2 separate regions of the Homo sapiens genome follow, and region 2 is linked to region 1. Evidence: chromatin contacts called from ENCODE Hi-C or POLR2A ChIA-PET data. All regions are on one chromosome and are shown on one strand. Each heading gives the region's core, a stretch centred on a gene start or an enhancer-like site at or near the end of the contact. The rest is flanking DNA. Distances are from core to core; before and after follow the strand shown. Region 1 holds the start of TNFRSF14-AS1 (TNFRSF14 antisense RNA 1). Region 2 overlaps SKI (SKI proto-oncogene).

Region 1 (5,501 bases), core at 3,002-5,501:
GAGGAGGGCAGAGCAGGATGGAAGGCCCCACCGCCCCCTCCCTGGGGCAGCCATCCCTGCTCCATCCCAGGCTCCGCTGGGGGACCCCAGCTCCTCCCAAGAAGCTCTGAAGTCTCAGGTCAGTTAGGGGCCCAGGGTCAGCATTTGAAGGTGTCCTCCCGAAGGTGGACAAAGAGCAGAGTGTTCACTTTCCCCAACCCCTGAAGCCCAGGGGCCCTCCCATGGCCCTGACATTCAGGGACACCCACAGCCCCAGGGGACAGGGGATCTGGAGGCAGCCTCCCTCTGGGCCTGCTTCTGGGAAGGCCCATCCTGAGCCTCCAGGAAGCTCAGATCTGATGAGGCTTTGTCTGGGCCCATGGAAGGGGTTATCTGGGGCACACAGGCTTCAGCCCTGCAGCTCTCCTGGACGCAGGCATGTGACCAGGGTGCCGCTCAGGGTGGGACCTTCAAGCCTTTCTGCTGGAGAAGACGGTCATCTCCCAGGGAAGCAACGTGGAGCCCCCTCCCCAGGGCACAGAGCTGGGCCTCCCCCGGGTTCACTTACTTGGTCTGGTGCTGACATTCCTCCAGGGTCCCATTGGGAGAGAAGGTCCCCGGGGGGCAGTTCTGACACAGGGTGTCCTGACTCTCGGTGCCTGAGAAGAGAGGGACGGACAGAGGGGGCTGAGGGCACCAGGCCAGGAGGGGGCTGGCGGCTAGGGACTGCTTGTCTGTGAGCTTCTAGACCTGGGTGCTCTACGGGTGATGGGAGGACCAGCGGGGAGGGGCAGGCTCCCTGTCCAGAGTCTTGGAGGTGGGGCCTGGGGTGGTGGCTCTGGCTGTCCCGGCCTTGAGTAGCTGGGATCTCATGAGTCCGGGAGTCCCTCTGTGTCCACATCCTGCAGTGCTGCGGGGGCTGCCCGGCCAGATGCAGGCCAGGGCTGGACACTTACTCCTCCTAGACTTAGCTTGAACAGTGGCATTAACCATGGTCACTCCCATAAACCCAGGCTCCAGACCAGGGGCCCGAGAGCGAGGCCTGGGGACTGGGAAGTCCCAGAACCCCGAGGTGGAGCAACCTGGGGTGGCCCTTCCTTGCCCCTTCCCCTGCCTCCATCACCTGTTCCCCACTGGGCTGCTTCCAGGACAGGGCTGAAGTGGGTGGGCCTGGGGCTGGCCAAGGTTCTGTCTCACCAGGGCCCCTGGGCAGGCCATGCCGTCGAGGAAACCTGGGGCTCCAGACAGCGGGGCACTGGGGACCAGGGTGGAAATGGGAGGGGTGTCCGCCACCCACCGCTTACCTCCCTTCTGCACCCTCTGGCCCGGGCTGGAGGTGGCGTAAGCGCGGCACGCGGCGCAGTGGTCCCCGTCCTGGACGATGCAGAAGTGGCCTGGGCTGCAGCCACACACGGCGTTCTCTGTCCTGGAGCAGTTCCGGCTCGCGCGCAGGCCCATGGCTGGAGTCCAAGAGGAGGGGCTGAGAGGGGTACGTGGAGGCCGGGACACCATCCACGGGCCAGGACAGCATCCACAGGCCAAGGACTGCTGCCAGGGCGCCCTGCCAGGCTGAACCCCTGGCTCAGCCAAACGAGGTGCCCAGAGGTACCCAGCATGGAGGACCTGAGGCCGGGAGGGACACCAAGGGACGGCAGAGCTGCGTGTGGGACGAGGGCTTGCAGGAAGGTCCTGGGAGGGCTTCGTTGATGGGAGAAACCAGCCTTCTGCCCAGATGGGCAGGACGCCGAGCTTGCACTGTCAGTTCCAGGGCAGGGTCCCGCAGGCAGGTCCTCGCCCCACGTGCCCACCCAGACACCCACCCCGCAAACGGGTTTCCCATCTGTGCAAACCAGGCCATTCCAATGGCAGAGGCAGGTAGGGTGAGAGCCCCACTTCTTCAGGTACTGGTGGAGGTGGGGTACAAGCTGGGCCTGGGCCCCTCCTGAGGGCAGCCTCACCTGCCACCTGTGCCCCCACATCCTCAGCCCAAGTAGACAGGTGCTTTCACAAGAGGGGAGGGGCATGGAACTGGGCATGCAGGTTGAGGTGTGAGCCCCAAATCCCAGCCTACATGCATGAACCCCCAAAGCACTCCAGCTTCCTCTTCTGTTCATGGCTAGCCCACCTGCCCTGTGCCTCCCTGTAGGCTCAGGCCCTGCCCCCAGGTGTGCCGTCAGCCCTGTCCCGCAGGTGCAGTCCTGCCTGGCCGCAGGGAGCACTGGCCATGCTGAGCCTGGCATGAGGCTCCAAGGGGACAGAGCCGTTGGCCGCATGGACAGGCTCTGCGCTCAGTGACTCAAAGGCCACCTCTGGGTCTGGTTCCCCTTTCTGTCTGCCTGGACTCAGGTGGGCACCAGCCTCCAGGTGACCTCTTCCCCTGAGGTCACAGGGGGAACCAATATCTGGAGGAGAAAGGGACAAGAAGCCCTGTGGGGAAGCAGCAGGCCCGAGTGCCGGCCGGAGAGTCCCAGCACCATCCCATTCCACTTTGCAGCTAGGGACGTGGGCACAGGAGAGGTCTGGGCACCCACCCCGGGCACCAGAGGAGCCAAGGACGAGGGATAAGGGTCAGTCGCCAAGCTCAGGATGGCCCACCTGGCGGTGACAAAGTGAGAGGTGAGACAGAGGTGGACGGGGGCCGGAGGCTGACCTCAAGGCGTCCCCTGCAGGGTGCATCCATGGAGATGGGGTTGGGACCTGGCCTGGGGCAGCCGGGGCCTTCCTGGGGCACTGTGGCCATGGAGAGAGGGTGCAGGGTGCGGGGGCATCCAGGCTGCCCAAGCGGAGGCTGGGCCGGCTGTGCTGGCCTCTTACCTGGGTCACACATTTGGCACTGCAGACACTTGCTTAGGCCATTGAGGTGGGCAATGTAGGTGCCTGGAGGGCAGGGTTCACACACTGTGCCCGTCAGCTCCCCGCAGGCCTCCTTCACACGATAACCTGCCGCCCAGAGAGTGGGAACTTCGCAAGTCTGCGGGAGGCCCCTTCGGGAGCCCACCCATCACTCCACCCGCGCCCAGAGCCCAAGCAGGGAGACACCAGCTAAGGGGACTCAAATGGCCCATGAGCCCCACGGGACACAGCAGCCCCATCAGCCATGAGCAGAGCTGCTCTGGGGAAAATCGGAAAGTTCTGGAAGCACATGGGGCCTCCTGGGACACCTGGCCCGGCTCTGGTATGTGCCCCCGAGCCCATGTCTCTGGCCACGGTGGGCCAGCCACGTCTCTCAGACCCACCCCCTGTGCAGTGTGACTGTGAGGGTCCCCCAGGGTGAAGAGTCCAAGCTGCTGGCCTGGGGGTTCTGCCCTCACTGTCTGCACACCTAGCCCCAGGGCTTCATCACACCCATGGCTGTGGGGGCAGAGAACACAGGGGTGTCTGGGGCAGAAGGGGGCAAGAGTGTCTGCCCTCGGCCCACAGAGCTGGCCCGCCAAAGGGCTGCACCTACCTGGACTGCACTTGGGGCAGCACTCGGAGCCCACTGGGTACTCGTCCTCCTTGCAGGACGGCAGAGCTGGGGCGTAGCAGGGGGCTCCCAGGAAGGTGAGATACAGCACCTAAGGGGGTCAGGACAGGCATTGGGAGATGCCCTGGCTGCCCTGTGGGCTCTGCCAGGCTTGGCCCCACAGCCTGAATCTCCCTCTGTGCAATGGGGAGGAGCGGCAGTGCCTGGTAGAGAGGACAGAAGCGGGCCCCAGGCCAGGCTCATGGAACAACCTTGCCGACCGCTGGAGCCCGGGATAGGGTGGGGACCGCCCCTCCTCCAGCCCTGATGACGCTGCCTGGCAGCGCGGAGCCCTGGGAACTGGAACTCTGCCCTCGCCAGGGACCCCACACCCCACACCTGGGAGCATTGAGCCCACTGGGCAGACAACCTGCCGGCCCCCCTGCTGGCCTAGGTTGGACCTGCTGACCCCTGAAGAGCCAGCAGGGGCAGCCAGGGATGGGCCCCAGAGGCTCACAAGCCAGACAGTGGGTGACAGGCTGATCAGGGCCACATCGGGGAGGGTGGCTCTGCCGTGGCCTCGTTCCTGGGCTGGCTGATGGGCAGTCGGGGGCCCCTGATGGGGATAGTGGCTGGACAGGCAGGAGTGCCACATGAGCATGGAGAGTATCCCCACCCCACCCACCTGGGTCCAGCCCCCTGCTGCACACTGATCTTATCACCTGTCACCAAGGTCAGGGCTGCCGGGGAGTTGGGTCACCTGCTCGAGGGCCCCGCCCAGAGACGCCCAGAGACACCCAGCCCCCAGAAGTGCCCACATCCGGCCAAATGGGGGCTCACCAGCTGCCCGTGGACGGAGTGGTGAGTGGGGGACACACGCAGGAGGAGGTCTGCTGGGTAGGGCTGTGGCTCTGCTGCTCACCCCACTGTGGTGAGCCCAGTGCTGGGGGTCTGGGTTGACCCGAGAGCCCCAGGCAGCAGGGGACGGGCTGGACGCCGGAGCCAGCAACGGCCAGGACAGGGGCATGGGGAAGAGATCTGTGGGAGGCCCTGGGGTCAGAACTGGGATCTGCGAGCAGACGGAGAGGAGGCTCGGGGGCTCACCAGCCTCAAGACGTCGGTTTTGGGGGTGGATCTCCAGGGAGGAGGCCCCCAGTCTCCAGGAGGCTCCATGCCTCAGGCTCAGACCGGCAGCTCGGGAACCCAGCTAGCAGGATGAACTCCAGCAGAGGAACTCAGCGCCATTGCTGCGGCTGTGGGCCAGAAGAGAAAGAGAAAGAGAAAGAGAATCCGCCTCGGTGTGACAAGCTGTGCCTCAGAACCCGAGCAGCAGGAGAGTGGGCAGCAGGGGGTGTCTGGCAGCAGAGAGGGGCTCAGGCCTGCTGGGTGGAGCGGCGCTGGGGGACACAGGTGGGCCCTGCGGGAGGCAGGAGCTGTCCAGGCAAAGCCGAGGGGAAGGGCCGGTATGAAGGAGGCGCCCGATGGGAGGGGCGAGTTCTCCCCCTGCACCATTCCAGTCCACTCCGGGTTTCCTGTAGAAGGGGGAGCCCCCCAAAGTCCATCTGTGTTTCCCCACCTCACTCACACACTCAGGGACCCTCGGCTGCTCCCCGGGGCGCTGACTGACATTTTTGCCGAATAAAGGGGCCCTGTGGGTTTCCTGTTCCCATCTCAGCTTCTGCTGAACAGGGTAAACTTCCCTTCCGAATAAAACCACCAGAATGCGGTCTGGCCAATTTCAGTCATAGACCCACCAGGCCTGTGTCCCTGCGTGAGGGGGTGGGAAAAGCCCAGAGTGCCCCTACCCGTCCCCTGGGAGGGGTGGAAGGGCAGCTCTTGCTCCCCCTGCAGAGACGCTGCGCGGACTGGGAAGGCTGCCAGCCTCGCCCGGTCTCCCTGTGGACCCTGCCCTGACCCCACCCCAGCTTCCTGGCTCCCTGCACCCCACTGGGCTTCCCTGCCCCACAGAGCCTGGTGGTAGGGAGACCTCCGGATGGAGACAGCCCACAGTCCCGGAGCCCCAAGGCAGGCACCAGTGAGTCCCTCGTGACGGCCTCGCTCCCTGCATCACATGGAA
Region 2 (5,509 bases), core at 909-3,408, 270 kb after region 1:
ATCCTCGGCTGGGAGAGGGTGCCACTGAGACACGGCCTTTGGCTCAGCGGCCCCGCCAGGGACAGGCGTTGCTTCCTCCGAAGGGGACTCTGCACAAACTGTGCCTTCCTGCACCTTCAGGAGCCCCGCCGGCGTCAGAAGACCACCCCCACCTCCTCAAGGTTCCTAAAAGCCACAGGCCCTCACGTCCTCCCCAGCAGGGGCACAGGCAGAGGACACTGCCTGGTACCAGGCCTTCCTCTCTCCCTCCCTTAGGCAAGGGTCATGTCCACACACCCAGGTGGGCACCGCATCTGAAAAGGACCTGTGGGTGATGACCACAGCCCAGAGACAGCTGTGGCCAGGTACACACCCCTCCATCAGAGCTGCCCCCACACTGCTACGGCTCCCCAGGGGGTGTGGGCTACACAGCTAGGAAGGAGGAGCTCTCGAGGTGGGGTCTCCACCTGGCTGCAGTCAGTTCTGAGTGTGACCCCAGCCTGGCCCACAGCAGGTCCCTGATGAACGTCTGCTAGATGAAGGGTCACCCCACTGCTCAGTCCTTCATGGGGCACCCAGGGCAGCCCACTGCGGTCACCCTACCATGCAGCACAGCTCAGAGCTTCTACAGGCAAAGCCCCACCCCAAAGCCTGGACAAACTCCAAAAGCCCGAACCCCAAAAGCCCAAGGTGGGCTGTGCTCTCCTACGTGGCAACTCCCGTGCAGCCCTGAGCAGGGCAAGGAGGCGTGGGGACTCCTCTCCGGGGACTGGCAGAAGCTCGCGCTGAGGCACTCTAGAGACAAACCCTGCTGAGACCATCGCTGTCTCCTCCAGGTGCACCCCCAAATACCCTCACTCAAGAATCGGCTCACGTGAGCTATGGGCCTTCTCTGAAGATTTCACGGTTCAAGAAATTATAAAGCTATTTTTGTAAGTGCCATTAATATTTCACACATGATAATTCACTTTTCATATTGGGCTTAAATTAACCTATTTTCTGATTATTGTGGCACAGAGGAAACAGATTGAATCTGCAAGACAACCCCAAGCCCCAAAATGAAGTGAGAATACCAGCTTTAAAGGTTCACTCGGATTTTTCTTTCGCTTAAGTAGGTCATCTTTGCTGTTACTTTAGCGCTGTTGATGACAAAAAGCCAAATCTTTCTAAGGAAACTGAGTAGCAATTAGTAGCGCTCCCTCGGGGCCTTGGCACTGGCCCTCTTCCTCATGCCCCAGGGGGCCCCCCCACAATGCCAGAGCCAAGGGGCATCAAAACACAAAGACCCATCCATCCAGGGGGGAAGGTGCTGGAAGGAGGGTGGGGGCTGCAGAGACTGAGGGGGTGGGGGAGGGCCCAGCTTCTGTTCTGGTCCAGCTGCTGTCCCGGGGAGGGCTCCCTCTGCAGCCCCAACCTTGCTGGGGTTCTCCTGGGACCTCGGTCTGAGGCGTCCACCAGGGGCCAATGGCCAGGCAGTGCTGCCATGGGCTCCATGACGACCCTAGATGTGTGTGCTGACCCCGGGAAGTCTGGCCCCACTCTTCTCACCCTCCCCATCCAGCCTGAGCCCTGCACTCAGCCTCGAACCACAGACCCCAGATTTGAAACCAGCCTGATGACACTGGGGCCGACCACAAAGGAGTGGCCACACAGCCCTGCAAAACCTCACTTTCGGAATCCGAAAATTAGCCAGAGGTCCCCCAGGGGACACACTGGGGCGAATGTATCGTTCTTTTCCTCCGATGCTACTGAAGGTAAATGCTGAAATAGCTTAAAAGAATAAACAGACTCCCAAGAACAGCAAGCTGGCATGAGCATCCCCAGCGCCTGCATTCGCAGCTCGTCTGGGTCCCCTCGCTGCTTCAGTTCTGGGGTGAGGGTGAACGGGGTCTGCTCCCTCCCCGGACGCTCCTGCCAGCGACTGGCTGGTGGGAGGCGCGGCCCGTAATGGCCGCCTGGCTGCCTGCCACCCTCGCCAAAGATTGAGGGAGACAAACAGGCCTTTCCATCCAGAATGAGAGGAAACGCTGCAGAAAGAGAAAAATGCGGAACACAGAAGCGGCACAGGATGCTGCGGTCGCGGTTCTTGGAAGGCTGATTCACCAAGAATCGGACTCAATTAAGAGTGTTTCGTAAGAGCGGCAGGAGGGGGTGACAATGCGTCCTGCCATCCCCGGCTTTACAGGACGGCTCCGCAAGCCCAACCCTCACCCAAGCGCTAGCTGGGGCAGAAGGGGCCCTCAGACCAGTGAAGTATCTCAGCAGGTGCCCTCTTCCTCCTCCTCCTCCTGCCTACAAGACCTCAAACCACAGAAGGCATCGCTTGCCCCCAGCGCTGGCCCAGACACACGGCAGCGCACAGAAAACTCTGGGGGAGCCCCTGATGAGGTCAGAAGCTCTGACGACCCCAGCCCACCCGCCAACTGTTGTTCTGGGGCTGGTCTCTCTCCCCTGGTGTCTGGAAGCAAAGGCCCTGGGGCCTCATCTCAGATGCCCAGAAACACGTGCAGCACCAAACAGCCAGAGAGGTGCTCAGGCTGAGCAGTGCAGGGTGGCGGCTGTGTCCCCTCAGTTCCCAAGTGTCCCGCACAGAAGGCTGGCCTACCCCCAATCAGCTCACATCCACACTGCAGTCAAGAGTCCCCATCACAGCCACACCCTCACAGCTGCTCCCTGCCTGTGCCCTGGAGGCCCTCTCAAGAGGCTGAGAAGTAGCCTCTTCCCAGGAGCCCCGGGACTTGCCTGGGGCAAAGGCTCTGCCGGGGGCAGCCCAGGGCTGCCCTGCCTGATCTCTTAAGACCAAGGACTCCACCCCTTACAACCAACATCACCCTTGCCTTACCGACTCCCTCCCCACTCTAGGAACATCCCTGACCAACAGGGACCCCCGGCGCCACACAAGAGGGCAAGGGTCTCTGTGCTAGGGCACAAACAGCCATCCTAAGACCTTGAGGAAAGACTCCAAGGAGGGGGCTGTGGAGGTGGCATGTCCTGGAGCAACGTGGCCTGGAGGCGCCTCCTGCACCCCCTCTGTGGAGTGGCAAGCACCCCATGCTCACCCTGGCCAGGCCACCCCTTCCCTCTGCCCAGTCAGCCCAGCCAGGTGCTGCCCAGAGGGAGGCCAGGCCAGCCAGGCTCTTGGTGGAAGAGGACAACCCCTTCTCTGCTGTTTCCAAACCTCATCAGGGACGTCAACCCAGATGCTGCTGTGGGGCCAAACTGAGAGCTGTGGTCATCTCAAAAGGCTGGACAAGAAGCACACGGTGGGCTCGGGGGAGGGGAGAGCCGCTACAGCCAGCCCCGGGAGCACGACCTGTGCTGCACCCCCACCCCCACGATCTTGGTTCTCCTGCCCTGCCCTGCACCCCCCCACCCCCACGATCTTGGTTCTCCTGCCCTGCCCTGCACCCCCACCCCGATCTTGGTTCTCCTGCCCTGCCCTGCACCCCCCCACCCCCACGATCTTGGTTCTCCTGCCCTGCCCTGCGCGGGGCTCGGGGTTGGTGTAGCTCTGCAGTGCCACATTTGATCTTAGAGGAGGGGCCTCACAAAGTGGCCACGTGGTGACCAGCCCTCGAAGACTGGCTGGCAGGAGAGGTGGCCTGTAATGGGCATCTGGCCGCCTGCCACCCTCACCGAAGAGGGATGAAGACAAACAGCCATGGCCACTGAGACAGGTGTCAAGTCCTGACAGAGAGGAGGCAGGAGGGCCACCTCCGGGTCTCTGAGCTCCCTGCCTAGAGAGGCTCAACATAACAGAGGAGCTGCATCTCTAGCCTCTGCCTTCTGTGTGCTTTCTCACCAACCACTGCTCCTCGGGGAGGGGCAGCTGGGTCCTGAGGGCCTGAGCCACCAGGTCTCCTGCAGAACATGACCTTCCCCCAGCTCCACTTCCCGGGTGGGTGCAGCAAGCTGACCACACTGACAGCTCAGTGACAGGTGCATGCGATTCGGGAAAACCAGGCGGCACCGGGGACCTGCAGGAAGAGCGAGGCAGCTCCCGTCACCTGGAGGGGACCTGTCACCCAGCAGGCCCAAGGGTGGCTTCTGTGCACACCACTGCAGGCCTCACACACGTGGCGGGGGGAGGGGGTAGTTTTTGGAAGAGGGGATCAAAGGATGAAGACGAACTTGGTACCTGAGACAAGGTCCCCACCCCCACTATCACCAGCCTGAGGGCACTGCCATGACCCCAAAAATGCCAGCAGGCCAACAACAGCCCACCTCAGGCTAGTTTCATCCATGTGTGGAGGTGACCCACAGACAGCCACTGCCAGCTGACTCTGTGGCCAACCAAGGCCACTCAGGACAAGGGAAGGGAGCAGAGAACACATCCCACGACTCCCAGAGCAAAACCACCTGGGGGTCTCACGCGCATGCAAACAAATGTGCACGCACGAGCAAAGACAACTGTCTGCCTCTGAAAAGAGCCACTCCCACAGGAAACGACGACAACCAATCGTGTTCTCACTCCTAACCTCAAAATAAAACCGAATTCAGGGATCGGAACATGTACCTTTAAGTAAACAGCCCTGCTGGGCACAGTGGCTCATGCCTGTAATCTCAGCACTTTGGGAGACCAAGTCAGGTAGATCACCTGAGGTTAGGAGTTAGAGACCAGCCTGGCCCATGTGGAGAAACCCTGTCTCTACTAAAAATACAAAAATTAGCTGGGAATGGTGGTGCACACCTGTAATCCCAGCTATTTGGGAGGCTGAGGCGGGTGGATCACCTGAGGTCAGAAGTTCGAGACCAGCCTGGCCCATGTGGAGAAACCCCATCTCTACTAAATACAAAAATTAGCCAGGCGTGGTGGCACACGCCTGTGATCCCAGCTACTTGGGAGGCTGAGGCAGGAGAATCACTTGAACCCGGGAGGTGGAGGTTGGGGTGAGCCGAGATCGTGCCATTGCAGTCCAGCCTGGGCAACAAGAGTGAAACTCCGTCTCAAGGAAGAAAAAAAAAAAAGAAAGAAAAGAAAAAAGACAGACGAGAAACAGCCCTGAAAGCAGCCCTTGAGTGCCAGGCCAGGGCCAGGAGCGCCCAGGGCTCAAGGCGGGGCTCAGGGCTCGGGGTGGGGCCGGAGGGCGGTGCCATGCAGGAAGCTGGTCCATCGGGGACACACTGGAGACCCCAGAAAGGAGCCTGGGCTCATCCCCCAAGGTGAGGGGAGATCCCTGGGAATCCATCCATCTCACGGCTGCCACAAGCCCTGTCCTTCTAGGGGGAGACCACCCCCACGCCCCACACAGGGAAGGTGACGCATGCAAGACCCGTCCACACCCCCCCTGCGGCAGACCCTCGTAGCCCACCTTGAGACAGAGACCACCCCCACCCACAGGCAGAGCACACCTACCACCAACACTGCTATTTGGACTTGGATAAAACATTTGGACATTATCCATCCTGGCTAACACAGTGAAACCCCGTCTCTACTAAAAATACAAAAAATTAGCTGGGCGTGGTGGCGGGCACCTGTAGTCCCAGCTACTCGGGAGGCTGAGGCAGGAGAATGGCGTGAACCCGGGAG

Evidence for each region. A loop is a pair of places that touch in the nucleus more often than their neighbours do. ChIA-PET counts read pairs that join two places held with the same protein, here RNA polymerase II (POLR2A). Pooled maps may share reads with other maps.
Region 2: a pooled map shows a loop between it and region 1 (2.4-fold over the local background). The contact joins the enhancer-like site here to the promoter of TNFRSF14-AS1 in region 1. A Hi-C loop is called at or near these places in 4 of 168 maps with a recorded cell type or tissue (B cell, CD4-positive, alpha-beta memory T cell, GM12878 and 1 more), 25 of 37 single-sample maps with no recorded cell type and 17 of 50 pooled maps. POLR2A ChIA-PET finds 5 or more read pairs at or near these places in 2 of 52 experiments (activated B cell and activated CD4-positive, alpha-beta T cell).

Annotation. Positions count from the first base shown.
Region 1 is chr1:2,555,761-2,561,261 of GRCh38, reverse strand. TNFRSF14-AS1 (TNFRSF14 antisense RNA 1) reads left to right here and starts at 4,251. Exons shown (of 7, transcript NR_037844.2): 1 at 4,251-4,285; 2 at 4,566-5,501. TNFRSF14 (TNF receptor superfamily member 14) reads right to left here and starts at 4,891. Exons shown (of 8, transcript NM_003820.4): 1 at 4,529-4,891; 2 at 3,428-3,536; 3 at 2,794-2,919; 4 at 1,284-1,439; 5 at 548-638. The coding sequence starts at 4,597.
Region 2 is chr1:2,287,425-2,292,933 of GRCh38, reverse strand. The region is part of intron 1 of SKI (SKI proto-oncogene); the gene reads right to left. Among named protein-coding and RNA genes, the nearest start is that of SKI, 62 kb to the right of the region's middle. RefSeq lists enhancers at 1-50, 1,422-1,471. Within about 2 kb of position 2,158, at least 32 of the 41 ENCODE cell types and tissues checked have a DNase peak (open chromatin) inside an H3K27ac peak, as active enhancers do; they include B cell, where a contact is called at or near this core.